Regions from separate parts of the Homo sapiens genome. Here region 1 is linked to region 2. A link is an interaction called in ENCODE POLR2A ChIA-PET data of the cell type or tissue named here. Cell type or tissue: GM12878. All regions are shown on one strand.

Evidence for each region. ChIA-PET counts read pairs that join two places held together with the same protein. Peaks named below come from ENCODE experiments on the same cell type or tissue, not always from the same donor. Only the 100,000 strongest peaks of a DNase experiment are listed, where the experiment ranks them.
Region 1: POLR2A ChIA-PET joins it to region 2 with 5 read pairs; 3 of 35 experiments call an interaction of 5 or more read pairs at or near these places.

What each region holds. Positions count from the first base shown.
Region 1 is chr16:67,368,195-67,373,194 of GRCh38, forward strand. LRRC36 (leucine rich repeat containing 36) reads left to right here. Exons shown (of 14, transcript NM_018296.6): 9 at 2,750-3,048. Among named protein-coding and RNA genes, the nearest start is that of TPPP3, 23 kb to the right of the region's middle. In GM12878, a CTCF peak has its summit at 4,664; no DNase peak of the experiment used is centred here.
Region 2 is chr16:66,958,120-66,963,119 of GRCh38, forward strand. It overlaps CES3 (carboxylesterase 3), which reads left to right and starts at 3,147. Exons shown (of 13, transcript NM_024922.6): 1 at 3,147-3,270. The coding sequence starts at 3,189. RefSeq lists enhancers at 2,789-3,038, 2,843-3,344, 3,129-3,338. In GM12878, a CTCF peak has its summit at 3,075; DNase peaks (open chromatin) are centred at 3,113 and 3,950.

The DNA of each region.
Region 1 (5,000 bases), 410 kb after region 2:
AAAGTTCCATGTATATTTTACCATAATAAGAAGACAGTCCCTACTTTCATAGAGCTTACATTCTCATGGGGTAAGACACATGATAAACATTTTAGCATGCAAATATATGTCAGGTTATGGTAAATGCTGTGAAAAAATTATATAAGGGCATAGAGCGTGATAAGGAGGAGGCGATGCTTTAGATAGAATGGTCCAGAAAGCTTCTCTGATGAGGCACCATAAAAGTAGAGACTTGAATGAAGTGGGAGTATAAGCCATGTGGGTCTGGGAGGAGAACTTTCTAGACAGTGGGAATAAATGCAAAAGTCCTGAGGCTGGAACATACTTTTCATGTACAAGGAACCTCAGGGAGGCCAGTGCGGCCTCAGCAAAGAAAGTAGAGTGTATAGATGAAGTAAGAAAGATGCCAGACTTTTTTCTGGGTGAGATCAGAAGGAGTTGGAGAGTTTGTAGCAAGGGAGTGATGTGATCTCACTTAAGAATTACTGTGAATGTTGGGCTGAGAATAGACTATGGGGAGGAGGGTAGAAATTTTTTTAAAATGCTTTGGAGAGATTGGAATCAGCGTAACAGATGATGATGGCTTGGGCTAGACAGATAGCGGTGGAGGTGGTGAGAAGTAGTCAGATTCTGAATATGTTCTGAAGATGACACTCCATGGTTTGCTGATGGATCCAGGATAAAGTGTGGGAGAAAGAGGGTCAATGGTAATTCTGTGGTTTTGAGTCTGAATAACTAGAAGAACAGAGCTTTCATTTACTAAGATGGAAAAGAATGGGAGGTAGAGATTTTAAGATAAATATCAAGAGTTGGGTTTTGGACATCTTAAGTTTCAGGTGCCTTATTAAAACTTTCCAGAGATGCCAATTTGGTAATTGGACATACTAGTCCAGAGTTTAGGGAAGAAGGTATGGCTGGAAATATAAATTTGGAGATTATAAGTGTATGGGTGACAGTAAAACTCTGAGACTGGATGAAATCTCACCAAAAGAGTGAATATAGATAGAAAAGAGATCTGAGGACTGGTCCTGAGCCCTCCAACAATTAGAAGTAGATAAAGAGAAACCATCATGGAGAGTGAGAAAGCAGCAGCCAGTAAGATAGAGGGGAAAAAGCCAAGAGGAAGTAATATCCTGGAAGCCAAGTGAAGAATGTGTTTCAAGAAGGAGGGAGTGATCAATGCTAGGTCAAATGCTTCTCCTGATAGGGAGGGAGGGAGCCTGGGACTGAGAAGTGATTATGGTATTTGGCAATGAAGAAGACATTAATGAACAGCTTCAGGGGATGCATGAGAATGAAAGCCTCACTGAGGTGAATTCAAGAAAAAAATTGGAAGCAAGGCAGTAAAGTTACTGAATATAGACAACCCTTGTATTAGTCTGTTCTCACACTGCTAATAAAGACATACCCAAGACAGGGTAATTTATAAAGGAAAGAGGTTTAATTGACTCACAGTTCCACATGGCTGGGGAGGCCTCACAATCATGGTGGAAGGTGAATGAGGAGCAAAGTCACGTCTTACATGGTGGCAGGCAAGAGAGCTTGTGTAGGGGAACTCCCCTTTATAAAACCATCAGATCTCGTGAGACTTACTATCACCAAGAACAGCATGGGAAAGACCCGCCCCCATAATTCAGTTACTTCCCACCAGGTCCCTCCCATGTCATGTGGGAATTATGGGAGCTACAATTCAAGATGAGATTTGGGTGGGGACACAGCCAACCCATATCAACCCCTTCAAGGAGTTTTGCAGTAAAGGGAAGCAGAGAAATGGAACTAGCTGGAGAAGGGATGGGGTCAAGGAGATCCTGGTAGAAGTGATCTAGTAGAGGGAAAACTGATGATGCCAGGGAGAAAAGGGACCGTTACAAGAAAATGGAATCCAGTCCACCAGTGGAGAGGCTGGTTTTAAATAAAAGCACAGATAGTTCATCTATTGTAATAAGAAGGAAGGCAGAGAATTTATTAATACAGATACAGGAGAGTTGGTAGATTTGATGGTGTGATCATGTAGATGTTTTCTTTGATTGCCTCTCAGGGAAATAAAGGAGGTTGGCACCTGGGTGTAAGGAGGGAAGAGAAGGTGTTGGAAGTTTGAAGAGAGATGTGAAATATTTGTCTCAGAGAATAGAAGAGTAAATTGGCCAGAGTATTATATTAGGAGATGCCGGGCACAGTGGCTCACACCTGTAATCCCAGCACTTTGGGAGGCCAAGGCCAGCAGATCACTTGTGGCCAGGAGTTCAAGACCAGCATGGCCAATATGGTGAAACCCCATCTCTACTAAAAATACAAAAATTAGCTGGGCATGGTGGGTAGACCCAGCTACTCGGGAGGCTGGGGCAGGAGAATATCTTGAACTCAGGAGGCAGAGGTTGCAGTGAGCCGAGATTGTGCCACTGCACTCCACCCTGGGCAATCGAGCGAGACTCTCTCAAAAAAAAAAAAAAAAAAAAAATCAGAAGAACTGGGCACCACTAAGGGCGCAGTTACAATAGTGGTCATGAGTTTAAAGTGAGAAAGGTCAGAACAGATGCGTTTTTTTCTCCAGCTATGTTCCCCTGCTCTGGTGTAGGCTTGGAACATGTGGACGGTTAGATTTAACCAGAGTTGGAGTTTTGTCAGAGAGTTGAGGATGTATGCTAGGGAGTGGTTATTATGACCCTTGGACTACAGGCAAGGTATGGATAGAAGTGAGACATGAGGCAGTCAGAGGGCAGGTTCATCTGTTAGCCTGTTTCCTCCACAGATCTGTATGCCACAACCCATTTCAACAGTGACCCTGCTGTACTTGTCAATGTAGAGCAACAATTATCTACCAGCCTGGATGATTTAACACCAGCACATGGTTCTGTCCCAAACAACGCTGTCCTGGGAAACAGGACAACTCCTCTGCGGACACTGCTGTTGTCTCCTGGGACTTCAGAACACAGAAAGATTTTTACCAAGAGGTCACTAAGCCCATCGAAGAGAGGATTCAAATGGAAGGACAATATCCTTGCCAACCTGAATCTAAAGCATGGTTTCCAAGATGCTACAGGCAGCGAGGCAAGTGTTGGCTTGTTTGTGTTTGTGCGAGAAACAGGTCAGGTTCGAGACCAGAATGAGGGTTCTGTTGGGAATGGAGGTGGTTCTGACCAACAGGGCTAGAAATTCAAAGAGATTTTCAGAGGCTGGTGGCTAATACTGCCAAGCTAACACCTGTTGAGCCTTCTGCCCTTGGGAAAGTCATTCCCCCACTGCTGCCATTTTCTCACCTATATCACAGGGAGAACTGTCCCTGATCTACTTCCGGCTGAAGATTGAACTCTGTAGCATCTATGTTTACAGTCTCATCATATTTACACATTTGCTTCGGCCACACATGAAATAGTTCTTATAAAAGCATTGCTTCAGGCTGGGCACAGTGGCGCATGCCTGTAATCCCAGCACTTTGGGAGGCTGAGTGGGTGGATCACCTCAGGTCAGGAGTTCAAGACCAGCCAGGCCAACATGGCGAAACCCCATCTCTACTGAAAATACAAAAATTAGCTGGGTGTGGTGGCGCACGCCTGTAGTGCCAGCTACTCTACTCGGGAGGCTGAGGCAGGAGACTCACTTGAACCCAGGAGGTGGAGGTTGCAGTGAGCCGAGATCACGCCACTGCACTCCAGCCTGGGTGACAGAGTGACTCAGTTTCGTAAAAAATAATAGTAATAAAAGCATTGCTTTGCTTTTCTGTCTAGAAGTTAAAAGGATTTAAAATTTTTTTCCAATGTAGAAGCAAACAGAAGATGAATTAGATTATCCAAGGGATTTTTAGTTCAGAGAATGATTTAAAAATCAAGAACCATTCCCACATAAACAATATACATGTAATTCATTTTATAAAATATCCTAGTGGCCAGGCACGGTGGCTTACATCTGTAATTCCACCACTTTGGGAGGCCGAGGTGGGCGGATCACCTGAGGTCGGGAGTTGGAGACCAGCCTGAGCAACGTGGAGAAATCCCATCTCTACTAAAAATAGAAAATTAGCCGGGCTTGGTGGTACCTGCCTGTAATCCCAGCTACTTGGGAGGCTGAGGCAGGAGAATCACTTGAACCTGGGAGGCGGAGGTTGTGGTGAGCCGAGATCGCGCCATTGCACTCCAGCCTAGGCAACAGAGTGAGACTCTGTCTCCAAAAAAAAAAAAATAAAATAAAATAAAATATCCTAGTATGATAGTGTCATACAATAAAACTTTTATCATTATCACTTCTTAACAAGTTTTGCTCCTGCCTTTGCATACATCCCTTGTGGAGAATGCCTTCTACTCTCCTCTCTTGTCTTTTTGAATGTTCATTTTTCTCCAGGTTCTACTTCCATCATGAGGAAGATCCATCCATGTGGTTAGAGGAACCCCAGCTCTTAGAGTCTTCTCTTCCCTTGTACCCAAGAACCTTTGCCATAGGAACCATTTGTCAATTAATAATTTACTGCCCTGTAAGGAAGCAGGAGATTTGGTCAAAAACAGCCATTTCTAGTTACTTATTTTTCAGTTGTTGGAAATCTTACACATTGGGGTGGGTTTACAGGGTTTTTGTTTGTTTGTTTGGAGTGTTTTTTTGTTTTTGTTTTCTACTGTTAAAGACTTCCTATTCAGTTTTCAGAACTTTGGAAGTGGCTGTAATTTTTGTGCACCAAAGGGGGCAGTCTTGTAATGTTTTATTTAGTTTTTTGGCCTCTTTTCATTCTCAGTCCCCTATGCCTATTTTACCAGACAAGAACACTAACTGTGTGTTACTGTATTCAGAGTGAAGATCCAGCAACATTTAGCATATTTGGGATGTTATATTAATCAGACATGCTCTAGGAAATTTTTTAACCTCTATTTCATGTTATATTGTTAAAATCTGGCTAGATGCTGTGGCTCACACCTGTAATCCCAACACTCTGGGAGGCCAAGGTGGAGGATTACTTGAAGCCAGGAGTTTAAGATCATCCTGGGCAACATAGGAGACCCTCTCTCTACAAAAAA
Region 2 (5,000 bases):
CCTGAGCTCAAGTGATCCTTCTGCCTCAGCCTCCCAAAGTGCTGGGATTACAGGTGTGAGCCACCATGCCTGCCCTTCATTTCACATTTTTATGATTCCCTCAGTCATCATCGATGCCAAGACCTCTGAACCATAGCACAGTAAATGGTGGAATCCATGGGCATGTTCCCCCCAGTAGTCATGGACAGCAGCCCAGGGATTTGGAAGAAGTTGACCTGTTAATGTAAAGGAGCTTTGTCACTGGACTCTGAGCTGGGAGGAGCTGGGGACCTCTTAGCACCCACAACCCAGGTATTAATTAGGACATGAGAATTAAGGGCAGAGTTAGCATCTACCAAGGCAGGAGGCTGGGAGGATGGCTGGGGCCACAGTGAGTTGGATGGGAGACATTGAATCAACAACAGGCCATGCTGTTGGGTGGAGGTCGAGAGCAACTTCTGGTGGAGACTGGAAGGAGAGAAACTGGAGACAGCAAAGGTGGATGACTAGCTTTCCTAGAAATAAGAACAGAAGGGCCAGGCATGGTGGCTCACGCCTGTAATCCTGGCACTTTGGGAGGTGGAGGGAGGAGGATTTCTTGAGCCCAGGAGTTCGAGACCAGCCTGGTCAACATAGGGAGATCCCATCTCTACAAAAAACATACAAAAAGTAAAAAAATAACCAGGCATGACGGCACACATGCACCTGTAGTCGCAGCTACTTGGGAGGCCAAGGTGGGAGGATCACTTAAACCCAGGAGATTGAGGCTGCAGTGAGCCAAGATCATGCCACTATACTCTACCCTGGGTGACAGAGTGAGACCCTGTCTCCAAAAAAACAAAAAAGAAGAGGAAGAAAGAAAGAGAGGAAGGAAGGAAGGAAGTGGGGGGGAGGGAAAGAAAGCAAGAAAGAAAGAAAGAAGAAAGAGAAAGAAAAGAAAGAGAGACAAAGAAAAGAGAGGAAATAAAAAGAAAGAAAGAAAGAAAAGAAAGAAAAAGAAAGAGAGAAAGAAAGAAAGAGAAAGAAAGAGGAAGGAAGGAAGGAAGGGGAAAAACAGAAGAATGGAGCAATAGCTAGAGGGCAAAGTGGGTCAAGGCAGGCTTTGATGGTGGCATTTACACAGAAGCTGTGTTTGCAGCTGATGGGAGGGATGCTGCTACCAAAGAGACAGCCCTGGGGACGTGGGAGGGGACCAGGGTCTAGTGTCCATGGGTAGGTCCCAGAGCTGGGACTAGAGCAAGACAAGCAAGTGTAAAATTTAGAAGGCATTCATTCTCAGGTGCCGACCCTCTACTGGTATGACCCCGGGGGTGAGTGACTCTTTAACTTTTATGCCCTGGGCGCCTTGCTGGCCTGTCTCACCCTAGTCCTGGCCCTGGTAGGCCCATCCACAATGCTAGGAGGGAAGGCAGACCTAGCTGCAGGGAGTTGGGAAACGTGGCCTTGGGAGCAGATGGAGAGCTCTCCTGGCAGCATCTATACCCGAAGATGGAAGGTAAGATTGTGGGCGGAGAAGAGATCCAGGTGCCTTGATGTGAGTGTTGAAGGTGGAAAGCATGCCAGAGCCAGGTGCTAAAATCTTCAGCAAATGATCAAGGGGGTGTGGCTGGGGGGTGGCAGGGCTGTGATGGCAACAAGAAGAGGAAGGTGGAATAGGGAAGGACAAAGTCTGGAGGCAGCTCTGAAAAGGAGACCCCACCCCAGGCTGCCGGGGAAGATTCAGGAAGCTGCAATGGTTTTTTATGAATTTTTTTTTAGAGAGAGAGTCTTGCTATGTTGCCCAAGCTGGCCTCAAGCTCCTGGGCTGAAGCAATCCTCCTGCCTCAGCCGCCTGAGTAGCTGGGACTACAGACTTGTGCCACAATGCCCAGCTGGCACTAGTTATTTTTGGCAGAAGGGAAGTTTCATCCTAAAGCCTGTCTCTTCAGCTCTGGGTGCCAGCTGGAGCCCCGGAAGAGGATCTGGCATCGTGTTTAGGCACAACCCTCACTCTGTCTTTCACTGGGCCAGCAAATATCTATCCATCCTCCCACCGCCTACTCCCAGCCAGCCATGTTCCTGACACTGAGGCCCAGAAGTGAGTCCTGCCCTCCCTGGGGGTGGGAGCCTCCTAAGCCAGCAGAGAGACAGATGCCCTGCAGATCCCCGCCCCGGTCAAGAGCAGGCTTCCATCAGTTCTGGTTCCCAGACTCTCCTCTCCTCAGGCTTCCATGAGTTCTGGTTCCAAGCCCCTCCCCTCCTCTCCCCTCCCCTCCCTCCCTCCCTCCCTCTCTCTCTTTCTTTCTCTCTCTATTTTTCTTTTTTCTCTTTTTGTTTCTTTCTCTTTTTCTGTCTCTTTTTCTTTCTCTCTCTCCTTTCTCTCTCTCCTTCTTTCTCTCTCTCCTTTCTTTCTTCTCTCTCTCTCTTTCTCTCTTTCTTTGTCTTGCTCTATAGCCTAGCCTAGAGTGCAGTGGCATTATCACAGCTCACTGCAGTCTCGACAACCTGGGCTCAAGTGATCCTCTCACCTCAGCCTCCCAAGTAGCTGGGACCACAGGCATGCACCATCACACCTGGCTAATTTTTTTTATTTTTTCTAGAGACGTGTCTCCCTGTGTTGCCCAGGCTGGTCTCAAACTCCTGGGCTCAAGCGATCTTCCTGCCCCATCCTCCTAAAGCACTGGGATTACAGGTATGAGCCACCACACCCAGTCCCAAGCCTCATGTTTTCACACACACACTCACACACACATGCAAACATGTACCCTCACTTCAATGCTATGAGGTGGGTCCTATTATCATCACTGTTTTATTTTCTTTCACATTTTAACATGAGATTTGGAGGGGACAAAACATCCAAACCATATCAAGCCCTCACCTCAGGCTGGGTTGCCCACTCGGAGTGGCACCCCAGGGTCACTGGCCACCACTTCCTAGGGTCAGTGATGTGGTCACCTTGGGATGAACGCACAGGATTTCATGGAGATCACCAAGTCAGGAGAGCTGGAATTTGAAAACAGTGGGACGGGGAGGGCTGTCATATCAACCAGGCCTCTGCAGGGCACTCATCTAGCCCTGCCTCTGGCTCAGCCTGAGCATGGGGCTGGCCACCAGCTAGGTGGCGCTGTCCTTGGAGGTTCTATATCACAGCCCTTTAGAGATCGGTGGTGCTGAAGGGCAGGGATCTTATTCCACCTTCTGAAGCTTCTGTCGAACCAGTTGTAAGGAGAATGGAGAGAGCAGTGAGAGTGGAGTCCGGGGTCCTGGTCGGGGTGGTCTGTCTGCTCCTGGCATGCCCTGCCACAGCCACTGGTAAGACACACCTGCTGGGCCTGCAGAGGTACTTGGTGTGGAGGAGTCAAGAGTGAGACAGGGACAGGGAGCAGTGGGCCGACCGCTCAGGAAACAGTCCTGTTTGGAGGCAGACCAGGGGTTGTGCATTCTCTCTGGGCAGGCGCTCTGCTCTTGCTGTATTTGTTTCGTTGTTTTTGTTGTTGTTGTTTGAGACAGAGTTTTGCTCTTGTTACCCAGGCTGGAGTGCAATGGCGCGATCTCGGCTCACTGCAACCTCCGCCTCCTGGATTCAAGCGATTCTCCTGCCTCAGCCTCCTGAGTAGCTGGGATTACAGGCACCTGCCACCATGGCCGGCTAATTTTTGTATTTTTAGGAGAGATGGGGTTTCACCATGTGGGCCAGGCTGGTCTCAAACTCCTGACCTCAGGTGACCCACCTGCCTCGGCCTCCCAAAGTGCTGGGATTACAGGCGTGAGCCACCGCACCTGGCCTGTCTTTATGTCTTAAGGGGGCCTGAGATTTGTTTTAATGAAGTATAGTAAGACAAGCAGATATGCAAATGACTATCATGAGGGAAGGAGTTTGCTCGTAGTTCCCTGTGAACAGGAAGCAGGCCATGCCACATAGGGCCACAGAGGGAAGCACCAGGTGGCATCAGCCAGGAGGCAGAGGGAGCAGGGGGAAAATGTGGGCAAGCCCCTTTGACACGGTTGCCACGGGAAGGAATAGGCAAGGCAGGCTAAAGAGGTTTACGATTGGCAGCAGGCTCTGGGGAAAGGGGCTGTCCCCAGCCAGCTTCCTGGTACCCGGCTCTGTGGTGATTATGGCTGGTGGATGGCAGCCAGGAGCTGAGAGCTGTATAAAGGAGGTGGTTGGGTATGGCTCTGGACTGGTTTGCCTTTGCTCCCTAGAGAGATGCCTGCCAATTCCACCTCCCCAGAGAGCTGCCTCCTATCTCTAGGAATTGTCTAGCCTGGGAGAGGCAGTCCTCCAGTCTTAGTCTGTTTGTGTTGTTGTAAAAGAATACAGGAAGCTGGGTAATTCACAAAGAAAAGAAGTTTAGTTAGGCCACAGTTCTGCAGGCCGTACAAGAAACATGGTGCCAGCTGGGCATGATGGCTCACACCTGTCGTCCCAGCACTTGGGGAGGCTGAGGTGAAAGGATTGCTTGAGCCCAGGGGTTTGAGACCAGCCTGGGCAACATAATGAGACCCCATCTCTACTTTTTAAAAAATAATTCAGGGCTGGGCATGATGGCTCATGCCTGTAATGCCAGCACTTTGGGAGCCCCAGGTGGATGGATTACTTGAGGTCAGGAGTTCGAGACCAGCCTGGCCAACATGATGAAACCCCGTCTCTACTAAAAATACAAAAATTAGCCAGGCGTTGTGGTGCACACCTGTAATCCCAGCTACTTGGGAGGCTGAGGCCCTGGAGTCGCTTGAACTCGGGAGTCAGAGGTTGCAGTGAGCCAAGATCGTGCCACTGCACTCCAGCTTGGTCAACAGAGCTAGACCCTGTCTCAAACACAAAAAATAAAAACAAAGAAATGGGCAAGTGGCTGGCCCCAAGGCACAAGGCCCTAGTGGCAGGCCCGGTCTGGCCTGGAGTGGAGTGGTAGTGACTCTCAGGCAGGCAGGGAGGAGGAAGTTGGGCGTCAACCTAAGACCAGGCTCACCGGCTTGCTGGGAAGGTTACCAAGATGCTGTGTGGTAAGTACTGAGAACAGCCTGAGGGTTTGTCTTTC